Regions from separate parts of the Homo sapiens genome. Here region 2 is linked to region 1. Evidence: chromatin contacts called from ENCODE Hi-C or POLR2A ChIA-PET data. All regions are on one chromosome and are shown on one strand. The core of a region is the stretch at or near the end of the contact, and the rest is flanking DNA. Distances in the headings are between cores, read along the strand shown.

Region 1 (6,203 bases), core at 1,233-3,732:
CAACATTTCCCTATCCAAAAACCATGTGCTCCATTCAGAGGCAAAGCATTCTCAGACTGCATGCCCCAAGAATTGTATCTGGAAAATATAATTGCAATGGTCACAGCACTATGGTATGCCAAGGCAGGTGGTTCCTGGCCTGTTCCCAAAGCTTTACATGCTTGTGGGGAGAGGTTCACAAAGACTTTATAATGCTTTTTGCTTTGAAATACCTCAACGTGCACAGGCTGGGCAATGCTATGTAAAGTTTGATATGTTTCATTGCATAAAGTTACATGAGGATTTGGATATTAGGGAGGCTGTGGGTACTTGGGGGAAAGGTAGACCAGAAGTCAGGATTGTTGGCTCCTTGTAGTCCCTGCTCAGACACTAACCTCACGTGACGTGGGGCGTACAGATGTCAACTGTGGCAAAAAAAAAAAAAAAAAAAAAAAAGGAGAGACGGAAAAAGCCTAGGAACAGTCCACAAAGCCTTAATGCTGCTGAGCCGCTGGCTGTTATTCTTCCGACATCACAGCATACAAGTGCTGCAGTCCCCCATCATTTCCCACAGGCCTCAAAACCTTCTGGGGAGCTGCAAAACACAGATGCCTGGACCTTCCACACAGAAATCTCTTCGTGGAGAAGGCAGCCAGATTCTAGTGTGATCTGAGGGACTCCACATCCAAAGGCTCCACAGGTCCCAAACATCTTCCTAGGCCAGAGTCATCATTCCTGATATGCCAGCCACTTTTGTCACTGCACAAGTAGCCATGCTCTCTTTTGAGTTAAGACATTATGTTTTGTTTTTGTTTTGTTTTGTTTTTGAGGCAGGGTCTCACTCTGTCACCCAGGCTGGAGTGCAGTGGTGCAAACACAGCTCAAGGTAGCCTCAACCCCCTTAAGCCTCCCACCTCAGCCTCCCAAGTAGCTGGGACCACAGGCAGGCACCACCACACCTGACTAATTTTTACATTTTTTGTAGAGACAACGGCTTGCTATGTTACCTAGGCTAGTCTTAAACTCCTGGACTCAAGCAACCCTCCCCCATCAGCCTCCCAAGGTGCCAGGATTACAGGCATGAGCCACCGTGGTCAGCCTATTATGTTATTTTTTCAAAGGTGCTCTATTCAGTTAGCTAACACCACAGCAAGGATCCATCTAACTGTTTAGTTAAGGACAACCCAGAGCAGGGCCTGAGGCCACAGGACAGAGAAGTCAAGTTTTGATGGGGAAAGCCATTTGGGCCATCTTCCCGATAGGGCTGTCTGTGGTGCCATAGATACGGCAGGATGGCATCGGGCATCTGGAAAGGAGTGGGGAGGCCCTGGAAGCTGGCCTCGAGGGACACAAGAACAAACTTTGTGAACTTTCCCAAATGTGCCCAGGCAATCTCAGTCCCATGGTTACATTTTGACTCCCACAACGAATGCGAAGCCTTGGAGAATGAATGGGTTTTGTTTGGATTTTCTGAGAAGCATCTTAATTCAAGACCTTTTGCCTGAGTGAGTCAGAGGCAGGAAAGCCTCCAGTCCCACACCAGCTGGTACTTTTCCATTGCCTCCTCCTGGATTATATAACACAGCACATTTTTAGAAACTTGGTTCTAGTTGTAGACTTCTGAGCTAAAATTTCAGCTTCCCAGTCCTCACACTGTCACTTTTTCAAGAGAGGAGATATTCGTGGTTTTGAGCAATGGAGAGACGCTGGAGAATAATATACTCATTATATGGAAAAGGAATACAGAGTTCCATGCAGTCATCTCAAAATATTTCCCTCCCACACCTGTGTTTATATAGGGACATGATAAGAGACCCCGAAACTGACTGTTTCATCTTGTTGCACCTGGGAGAGTGCCTCTGCTGGGATACTTTGAGTGTACAGTCACATGTGGAGGTAGTGTATTAGCTAAATTCATACTAACATGTAATCGATTGATATAGCATCCAGAGAAGCATTCTGTGGCAAGGAAGTTTCATGGGGCCATCTTGAGAAAACTGAGCCCCTGAAATAAGCAGAGGCTGGAGCAAGAGGAGGGAAATGTGTCGACAGAGATGGAGGGAAGAGCTTGTGGTAAAAAGGAAACTGAGGTGTAGACCATTTCCACAACAGTCAAGTCCATGTTGCAAGATGACCGATTACAAGGACCAGATTCCAGGTCTCTCACTTCTCACCTCCCTTCTTAAAATACCCAGCCTCACCTTCCGTAAACCGTTTGTCCAAAACAGCTCCTTGTCCCAAGGACCAAGTTTGACCAAATCCTCTCCTATTTAAGTAGAAGCAGAAAAGCACCAGCCCGATGCCAACCTGTCTTCTTCAGCAGCATTTCGGGCAAATCCATTTGCACAGTGAGTGGCGTTTCTTGTTTTGATGTCTACTTAGCCCCCAAAGACACGAAAGCTTAGTCACAGCCCAAAACATGGGACCAAAGCCAAACAGGAATCGAAAGAATCAAAGACAAAGCAAAAGCATGCCAGCTGCAGCTGTTAAGTCTTCTCCGCCAGCCCCATGTCTGGTTTCCTTCCCTTTCATGCCCACAAACACTGACATTTGTGTACATGCCATTCCCGAGGGCCTTCAGATTTAAAACACACACACACCCATCATTTTCAGCTGCACTTCAGAGAAGTGTCTCATAAACTATGCAGAGAGCTACAGCTTAATTCTGGCTTAATATGTTTCTAGACACCTGATTTTTTTGCTGCAATGGCCATTGTATTGCCTTGTATAGCCTTTCTCCAGGTGAATGGGACATCCCTGTCCCACAATTTCTGTTGGAGTTGCATTTTAGATGAATGTCGACAGTAGACCCAGAGAAGTAAACTAGTGGAGGAGTGGAAAGGTCTTGATATAGAAGTCCTCAGATCCCTGCCCCTGTTTCCACAATGAAGGCAGCTATGTATTTAACACTTGTCCAGCATCTACTTGGGTAACATGGCTTTCCTTGGGGTGCCCTCTCTGCTTTATGGTTTACAGGACAATCACAGTTATCCACCTCCAAAGAATTGTCCATCAAGTCAGTCCATGGAGAGACATGGTGATATGGTTTGGCTGTGTCCCCACCCAAATCTCATCTTGAATTCCCACGTGTTGTGGGAGGGACCTGGTGGGAGGTAACTGAGTTATGGGGGCGGGTCTTTCCCGTGCTGTTCTTGTGATGGTGAATTAGTCTCATGAGATCTGATGGTTTTATAAAGAGGCATGTTCCTGCACAATCTCTCTCTGTTTGCCTGCCACCATCCATGTAAGATGTGACTTGCTCCTCCTTGCCTTCTGCCACGATTGTGAGGCCTCTCCAGCCATGTGGAACTATAAGTCCATTAAACCTCTTTTTTTTCCCCAGTCTCAGATATGGCTTTATCAGTAGCATGAAAACAGACTAATGCAGTAAATTGGTACCAGTAGAGTGGGGCACTGCTGAAAAGATACACAAAAATGTGGAACTGGGTAACAGGCAGAGGTTGGAACAGTTTGGAGGACTCAGAGGAAGACAGAAAAATGTGGGACAGTTTGGAACTTCCTAGAGACTTGCTGAATGGCTTTTACCAAAATGCTGATAATGATATGGACAGTGAAATCCAGGCTGAGGTGGTCTCAGATGGAGATGAGGAACTTGTTGGGAATTGGAACAAAGGTAACTCTTGTTACGTTTTAGCAAAGAGACTGACAGCATTTTGCCCCAGCCCTAGAGATTTGTGGAACTTTGAACTTGAGAGAGATGATTTAGGGTATCTGGTGGAAGATTTCTATTTCTAGGCAGCAAAGCATTCAAGAGGTGACTTGGATGCTGTTAAAGGCATTCAATTTTAAAAGGGAAACAGATCATTAAAGTTTGTAAAATTTTCAGGCTGACAATGTGATAGAAACAAAAATCCCATTCTCTGAGGAGAAATTAAAGCTGGCTGCAGAAATTTGCATTAGTAATGAAGATCTGAATGTTAATCACCAGGACAATGGGGAAAATGTCTCCAGGGCATGTCAGAGACCTTTGCGGCAGCCCCTCCCATCACAGGCCTGGAGGTTTAGGAGGAAAAAATGGTTTCGTGGGCTAGGCCCAGGGTCTCTCTGCTGTGCGCAGTCTAGGAACTTGGTGCCCTGAGTCCCAGCCACTCCACCCATAACTAAAAGGGGCCAAGGTACAGCTCAGGCTGTTGTTTCAGAGGGTGGAAGCCCCAAGCCTTGGCAGCTTCCACGTGGTGTTGAGCCTGCAGGTGCACAGAAGTCAAGAATTAAGTCGACTCTACCTAGATTTCAGAGGATGTATGGAAATGCCTGGATGCCCAAGCAGAAGTTTGCTGCAGGGGTGGGGCCCTCATTGAAAACCTCTGCTAGGGCAGTGCAGAAGGGAAATGTGGGGTCAGAGTCTCCACACAGAGTCCCTACTGGGGCACTGCCTAGTGGAGCTGTGAGAAGGCCACTGTCCTCCAGACCCCAGAATGGTAGATCCACCAACAGCTTGCACCATGTGCCTTGAAAAGCCACAGACACTCAACACCAGCACATGAAAGCAGCCAGGAGGGAGGCTGTACTCTGCAAAGCTATGGAGATGGAGCTGCCTAAGACCATGGAAGCCCACCTTTTGCATCAACATGACCTGGATGTGAGACATGGAGTCAAAGGAGATCATTTTAGAGTTTTAAGAATTGACTACCCCGCTGGGTTTCAGACTTGCATGGGGCCTGTAGCCCCTTTGTTTAGGCCAATTTCTCCCATTTTGAATGGCTGTATTTACCCAATGCCTGTACCTCCTTTGTATCTAGGAAGTTACTAACTTGCTTTTGATTTTACAGGCTCATATGCAGAAGGACTTGCCTTGTCTCAGATGAAATTTTCAACTGTGGACTTTTGAGTTAATGCTGACATGAGTTAAGGCTTTGGGGGACTGCTGGGAAGGCAAGATTGGTTTTGAAATGTGAGGACATGAAATTTGCAGGGGGCCAGTGGCAGAATGATATGGTTTGGCTGTGTCCCCACCCAAATCTCATCTTGAATTCTCACATGTTGTGAGAGGGGCCTGGTGGGAGATAATTGAGTCACAGGGGCAGATCTTTCTTGTGCTGTTCTCATGATAGTGAATAAGTCTCATGAGATCTGATAGTTTTATAAAGAGGAGTTTCCCTGCACAAGCTCTCTCTCTTTGCCTGCTGCCATCCTTGTAAGATGTGACTTGCTCCTCCTTGCCTTCTGCCATGATTGTGAGGACTCCCCAGCCATGTGGAACTATAAGTCCATTGAACCTTTTTCTTCCCAGTCACAGGTACGTCTTTATAAGCAGCATGAAAATGGACTAATACACATGGTAACCACCCACTCATTCAAATAATAAATACCTGGGGAAGAAATATACATTGAGTGTTTGCTGTATGCCAGACTGGAACATGCACTAGTCAACAAAGATGAATAAGACAGGCCCACTGTCTCTCTCTCCTAAATACTTGTAGTCTATGTGAACAATGAACCACAGTGAGGCCAGGTCTATAAAGTCCAGTGATGTGCTAGAGCCAGCTTGTACCAACTCTTTTTTTTCCCCAGGATGGAATGCAGTTGTGCAATCATGGCTTACTCTCAGGCTCAAGTGATTCTCCCACCTCAGCCTCCCAAGTAGCTGGAAATACAGGTGTGTAGCACCATGCCTGGCCTGAATCAACTCTTGAGAACTGACATTACATATCTCTTCCCAGCTGCAAGTTCAGAAATCTCAAGTTGGTAGCTTGAAAGCAGCCATGGTGGGAGTATTTATACTACAGAAATTGGCAAACACCACAAATCAGGATTTTGGTGGTGTTGGTTTGGGTTGGGTTTTGTTGGCTTTTTCTTCATTTCTTTTTTGAGATGGTGGTTTTTTACCAGCACACATCTGTCTGTAACATTAGAGTGATTGAATTGCTGTAGCAGAGAGCACATTTTTCTGCTTTTAGGTGGTGGGATAAGGCTTTACATAAGAGATGGCATCTTGGTGGCACATTTCAAGTTGAGTAGCCTTCTACCAGGCAGCAAAAGAGGAACAAAAAAAAACCCAGAAAGAATAACATAAGTAAAGCCATAGAAGTTTCAAATTAAAAAAATAAAATAAAAAAAAATTTAAAAAAACCTCTATGGATTCAGAGGAGGAAAGCACTACAGTTGCTGAGCTGCCTGGGGAAGCCCAATTGGTATCTAAAGACTAGCAAGGTGATATGGTTTGGCTCTTTGTTCCACCCAAATCTTATCTCGAATTTTAATCC
Region 2 (6,203 bases), core at 2,287-4,786, 110 kb after region 1:
TACAGATAAGGAGCAGAGGCCTCTGCATGGGACCTCTCAGGGAGAAAGTAACAAAGTCAGGCCTAGCATTCGAGTCTGTCTAAGTCTAAAACCTATGATTTTACCACCCACCACACTGTCTCCTTAAATGGCTCCTATGTGTCTATTCATTCCTTAAACGAGCATTTATTGAGCATCTGCATGCAAGCACTAGGCTAAGTCCTAGAGGATAGAAATGTGTACAAAAGTCTGCCCTCCGCAAACCTCTGCTCTAGAAGTTAGTATCCACTTTAGCTTTAAAATGGCTATGCAGATGGCTATTTTATTCCAAATAACCTCAAACTGGAAACAACCCAAATGGTCTTCAGGGGATAACTGGTTAAAAATCAACAGTGGCTGGCCAGGCACGGTGGCTCACGCCTGTAATCTCAGTACTTTGGGAGGCCGAGGTGGGCAGATCATGAGGTCAGGAGTTCAAGACCAGCCTGAACAACATGGTGAAACCCCGTCTCTACTAAAAATTACAAAAATTAGCTGGCTGTGGTGGTGCGTGCCTGTAATCCCAGCTACTCGGGAGGCTGCAGCAGGAGAATTGTTTGAACCAGGGAGTTGGAGGTTGCAGTGACCCAAGATCGTGCCACTGCACTCCAGCCTGGCAGCAAGACTCCCTCTTAAAAACAACAACAACAACAAAAAAAAATCAACAATGGCTGACCCAAACCACAGAATACCACTCACTAATAAAAAAGAACAAACTAGCCGGGCACTGCGGCTCACGCCTGTAATCCCAGCACTTTGGGAGGCCGAGGCAGGCGGATCACAAGGTCAAGAGATCGAGACCATCCTGGCAAACATGGCGAAACCCCGTCTCTACTAAAAATACAAAAATTAGGTGGGTGTGGTGGTACATGCCTGTAGTCCCAGCTACTCAGGAGGCTGAGGCAGGAGAATGGTGTGAACTCAGGAGGCAGAGGTCACAGTGAGCCAGAGATGGTGCCACTGCACTCCAGCTTGATGACAGAGCAAGACTCCATGTCAAAAAAAAAAAAAACTATTAATACAGAAATGACTTGGATGGATCTCAAAGGAATCCTTCTGAATGAAGAAGTCCACTAGCAGGTTACATGCTGTATTAGTCCATTCTCACACTGCTATAAAGAAATACCTGAGACTGGGTAATTTATGAAGAAAAGAGGTTTCATTGGCTCATAGTTCCTTAGGCTGTACAGAAAGCGTGGTGCTGGCATCTGCTCAGCTTCTAGGGAGGCCTCAGGAAACTTACAATCATGGCAGAAGGCAAAGGGGAAGCAGGCACATCTTACATGGCCAGAGCAGGAGGGAGGTGCGGGGGCAGGGATATGCCACACACTTTTAAACAGACAGATCTTGCAAGAACTCTGTTGTGAGCACAGCACAAGGGAAATGATGTAAACCATTAGAAACCACCCCCACGGCCGGGTGTGGTGGCTCACACCTGTAATCCCAGCACTTCGGGAGGCCAAGGCAGGTGGATCACTTGAGGACAGGAGTTCAAGACCAGCCTGGCCAACATGGTGAAACCCTGTCTCTACTAAAAATACAAAAATTAGCTGGGCGTGTTGGTGTGCACCTGTAATCCCAGCTACTCAGGAGAATCGCTGGAACCCAGGAGGCGGAGGTTGCAGTGAGTCCAGATCGCGCCACTGCACTCCAGCCTGGGTGAAAGAGCGATACTCTGTCTCAAAAAAAAAGAAAAGAAAAGAAAAAGAAAAAAGAAAGAAAGAAAGAAAAAGAAACCATCCCCATGATCCAATCACCTTCTACCAGGCCCCACCTGCAGCACTGGGGATTACATTTCAACATGAGATCTGGGCGGGGACACAGATCCAAACTGTATCACATACAATATGATTCCATTTATGCAACATTCTGAAATGACAAAATTACAGCAATGGGGAACAGGTTAGTGGTTGCCAGCAGGTGGGGAGGAGAAAGGAGGGAAGGTGACTTGAGGCTCTAGAGGGGTAGCATGAGGGAGCCTCCTGGTGATGGAGCAAAATCAAGATATATCTTGATTTGGGTGATGGTTATAAGAATCCACACATGTGATAAACCTGCCTACAACTACACACACACACACACACACACACACACAAATACATATAAAATGGGAAATCTAGGTAGGTTCTGTGACCCAATCTCAATATCATGGTTGTGATATTGTACTGTAGCTATGTAAGATGTCACATTGGGAGAAACTGAGGGAAGGGGACAAGGACCTTCCTGCACACTTTTTGTTTGCATCATCCTTGAATCTATAATTATGTCAATTTTTTTTTAATTGAATTACTCCTCAAGTTTTTTCCTTTATTGGAGGCTATTTAACCCCACTTGCAGCTGCAACATCTCAGCTGTTGCCCAGAGAAAGCGAAGTTCATTGGTACTTGGCCGACCCCAAATTGGAGTTATTGTAGCTAGTAGTTAGATAAGGCCAGCAATTAATCTGTAACTATCCTGTCTGCAGCTAAATGATAGTCTCCCATACAGAGATTTCTCTTTTTGGCATTTTTTGGTTTGTTTCTTGGGATTTTTTTTTTTTCTGAAGCATGGCCCTTTTATGAAATAGATCCATAAACACATTTTCCACTTTCATACATTTGCTAAGTTATGATCTAAAATATTTTTATGACACATACATATAAATAAACAACAACCCCTCCCATTCTAGGCCATGTTTCTGTTTGAAGAATTATCCCATTTGTTATCCTATTTCTATAGCATGCCACCCATGAACCTGATTCAAAGGCCAAAATCCCACAAAATAAAGATAGCATTTGGCTGATAATCCACTCCAAGCAAACAAAGCCTTCTCTTGGGTCAGTAGAAGTTTTGGTTCTGTTTTTACCAAAAATCCTCTCATTCCCTAAAGACAGACTCTGTCTTTACGCAGTCTATTTGTCAAATACAAGGTGCCATGAATTGGGAGACATCTTGATTTCAAGCATGAAATAGCAAGCATATTTCGAGGAATGAGATACTCCAGCATGAAGAAAGCCTGTCTCCGAATGGGTGGGCTGCAGAGGGAGCACCACCCTCCACATGGAGAAAGCATAACCCCTGCGTGTATTTGAAGAGCCATATACCCCTTAAGCCATTAAAAAAAAAATGTTTCATTCTTGATGATGTAATCCTCTCTATGAAAAATACAAAAATTAGCCGGGCGTGGTGGCCCATGCCTGTAATCCCAGCTACTCAGGAGGCTGAGGCAGGAGAATCCCGGGAAGCGGAGGTTGCAGTGAGCCAAGATCGCACCACTACACTCCAGCCTGGGTGACAGAACGTGACTCCATCTCAAAAAAAGAAAAAAACCCACAAGATCCAAACCAAGGTTTCCCTTTTGCACAATAAGAACGCGTGTGGGGAACAATTGTGTGGTTCTTTGCACTGCCCAGATGAGCTCATGAGAAAATTCCCAGCAAGAGCAGCGCCTGGGTGATGGCGGTGAGTCACCGGCAGAGGCCTGACTCCATCACAAGGCTGGGGACAGCGTTCCCGGCATGCAGTGTCAGCTACTTCCTGGCATGGAGTGTCAGCTACTTCCTGTCTGAGTCAGGCGCAGGCCCCGAGGGTGGCTCCGCTGAGGGAACTGGCACCTTCTCCACACACCTCCTTCGCCGAGTCACAGACAAGCTATGCAGAGAAATCTACCGGAGCCACGGCAAGGCTCTGGAAGAGGACAGAGAAGGGAGCAGCTTCCAGAGGCCACATCGGTTTGTCGCCATGACAACAGAGGGGCGGGGCCGTGACCACCTGCCCCTGGCACAAGGCCCCCAAGTGCCGAAGGGTCACTGAGTCTTAAGCAAAGAGCAAGAGGCATCAGCCTCATGGGACAATCCACCCAGAGTCGCCTAACCACAGACCCCAAAAGTCCCCTAGTGGACACCACCCAGTCCAGGAACAGATCAAATTCAAGAATATGTAAACTTGGGTGGGAAAAAAAATCTTTTCCTCCACTAGCCAGGAACTAATATTTAGCATTTTCATTATGAAGATAGGCAGCATACCACATGAGCAGCCTCTGTGTCGGTCACCAGTAAAAATCATAATATGTTCATGGCACATGATGGTTATTGCAGTTTTGTTTTTTGTTTTTTTTTTGAGACAGAGTCTGGCTCTGTCACCCAACCTGGAGTGCAGTGGTACCATCACAGCTCACTGCAACCTCGACCACCCGGGCTCGAGGGATCCTCCCACCTCAGCCTCCAAGTTGCTCGGACTATAGGCGTGTGCCACCACACCCAGCTAATTCTTTTTAGATGGGGTCTCACTATGTTGCCCTGGCTAGTCTCAAACTTCCGGGCTTAAGCAATTCTCCTACATCAGCCTCCCAAAGTGCTGGGGTTACAGGCATGAGCCACCACACCCAGCCTGTTGCAGATGTCTTGAAAGAGTATTTACCCTTCATCTCTACTGTGAAATTACGGTTGTTTTCAGACTTGCCACTATTGAATGCATTATTAAAGTGGTACATATATTTCTACATCGTAAATGTTTATATTTGGCATTTTGATATCAGTATTTCAAGAGTTCTCTCCTTCGTAATCCAAAGTGTGTTATTTTTTAAATGTAAACATTATTCTAAGAAGGGGCTCAGGATCAACCCTGGAGGACCAGAGGGGCTACAGCACACACAAAAAAGCTTCAGTACACTGTATTAGTGTGCTGAGGATGTCGCAACAAAGTACTTCAGATGGAGGGACTTACACAACAGTTTTTTAATTTTTTTTTTTTTTAGAGATAGGATCTCGCTCTGTCACCTAGGCTGGAGTACAGTGCTGCAATCATAGCCCACTGCAGCCTTGACCTCCTGGGCTCAAGCGGTCTTCCCCTTCAGCCTTCCAACTAACTGGGACCACAGGTAAGTGCCACCAGGCTCAGCTATTTTATTTTTTGTAGAGACAGGTCTCCCCATGCTGCCCAGGCTGGTCTCAGTCTCCTGGGCTCAAGTGATCCTCCTGCCTCAGCTTCCCAAAGTGCTGAGATTATGGGAATGAGCTGTCGCACCGGCCCACAACAAAAATTTATTTTCTCCTGATTCTGGAAGGTGGGAGTCCAAGATCAAGGTGTCGGCAGGACTGGGTCCTTTGAGGCTGCGGGAAGGAGCTATCCAGGTGTCTGTCCTTGACCTGTAGTCAGCTGTCTTCACTCCCTCTTCTCATCACCTTCTCTCTGCATGTGCCTGTCTCCAAATTTCCCTTTTTTATAAGGACATCAGCCATACTGGATTAAGGCCCATCCTAATGACCTCATTTTAACTTGATGGCCTCTGGAAAGACTTTTCTCCAAATAAGGTCACACCCTGAGGTGCTGGCGAGTAGGACTCCAACGTGCTGTTTTTGGCAGGGATGCAATTCAGTCCTTAACATACTCCAGTCCAATCTCCATGCTTTCCTTAGAGAACCCTCAAGCCCAGAGTGACTGACAGAACTGTCAACAGAACACAGGTTTCCCGACAGCCCCCTCAAGGTTTGAAGGGCTTTATACACTGTAAAGGGCCGTGCGATTGTAGGTTGCATGGCGGCGGGGATCCCTTAAAGAGCAGGCGTTCTCGGGAAGGCAACGCTTTTCACCCACGGGTGGCAAGCTCCTCGGGCCCCAGAAGAGGAACGGGGAAAACTCCAGGCCTCATTTTTGTTTGTTTTACTTTTGGTGGGCAGCTGCTTCTAGTCACATCTCTAATTTCACGGCCATCATGAGAATATGGATCACATCTGTGAGGTGGGCCCAGCAAACCCCGTCTCTACTGAAAATACAAAAAAATTAGCCGCACGTGGTGGCAGACACCTGTAATCCCAGCTACTTGGGAGGCTGAGACAGGAGAATTGCTTGAACCCGGGAGGCAGAGGTTGTCGTGAGCTGAAATCATGCCACTGCACTCCAGCCTGGGCAACAGAGTGAGGCTCCACTTCAAAAAAAAAAAAAAAAAAAAAAGCCTGCAATCTCAGCCCCACTCACTGCACAGGAGACATGTGAACACTTTAGGAGAATGGGAAGTATTTTCTTTTCCTTTATTTTCCTCTGAGACTTTCTCTATAAATCAAGCCCTCAGGCCTATTGTCCAAATCTGAAATAAAGCCTGCCTCCTCCATCTGACCCTGTTCTCAAGAGACCTGAAATGAAATCTTCCCACATAGCCCTTGGCATGCACAGATCCAGGATATGGAACAGGGCTGACGGAAACTCAT

The links. Hi-C counts contacts between places; a loop is a spot of excess contacts on that map. ChIA-PET counts read pairs that join two places held with the same protein, here RNA polymerase II (POLR2A). Pooled maps may share reads with other maps.
Region 2: a map of CD4-positive, alpha-beta T cell shows a loop between it and region 1 (2.8-fold over the local background). The contact joins two enhancer-like sites. A Hi-C loop is called at or near these places in 6 of 168 maps with a recorded cell type or tissue (B cell, CD14-positive monocyte, CD4-positive, alpha-beta T cell and 3 more), 1 of 37 single-sample maps with no recorded cell type and 12 of 50 pooled maps. POLR2A ChIA-PET finds 5 or more read pairs at or near these places in 10 of 52 experiments (CD4-positive, alpha-beta memory T cell, CD8-positive, alpha-beta T cell, WTC11 and 6 more).

Annotation. Positions count from the first base shown.
Region 1 is chr10:6,378,510-6,384,712 of GRCh38, reverse strand. No RefSeq gene overlaps it. Among named protein-coding and RNA genes, the nearest start is that of LINC02656, 31 kb to the right of the region's middle. Within about 2 kb of position 2,482, at least 7 of the 41 ENCODE cell types and tissues checked have a DNase peak (open chromatin) inside an H3K27ac peak, as active enhancers do; they include CD14-positive monocyte, where a contact is called at or near this core.
Region 2 is chr10:6,272,749-6,278,951 of GRCh38, reverse strand. It overlaps a transcript of PFKFB3 not described here. Among named protein-coding and RNA genes, the nearest start is that of LINC02649, 51 kb to the left of the region's middle. RefSeq lists enhancers at 3,258-3,697, 3,848-3,957. Within about 2 kb of position 3,536, at least 31 of the 41 ENCODE cell types and tissues checked have a DNase peak (open chromatin) inside an H3K27ac peak, as active enhancers do; they include CD14-positive monocyte, where a contact is called at or near this core.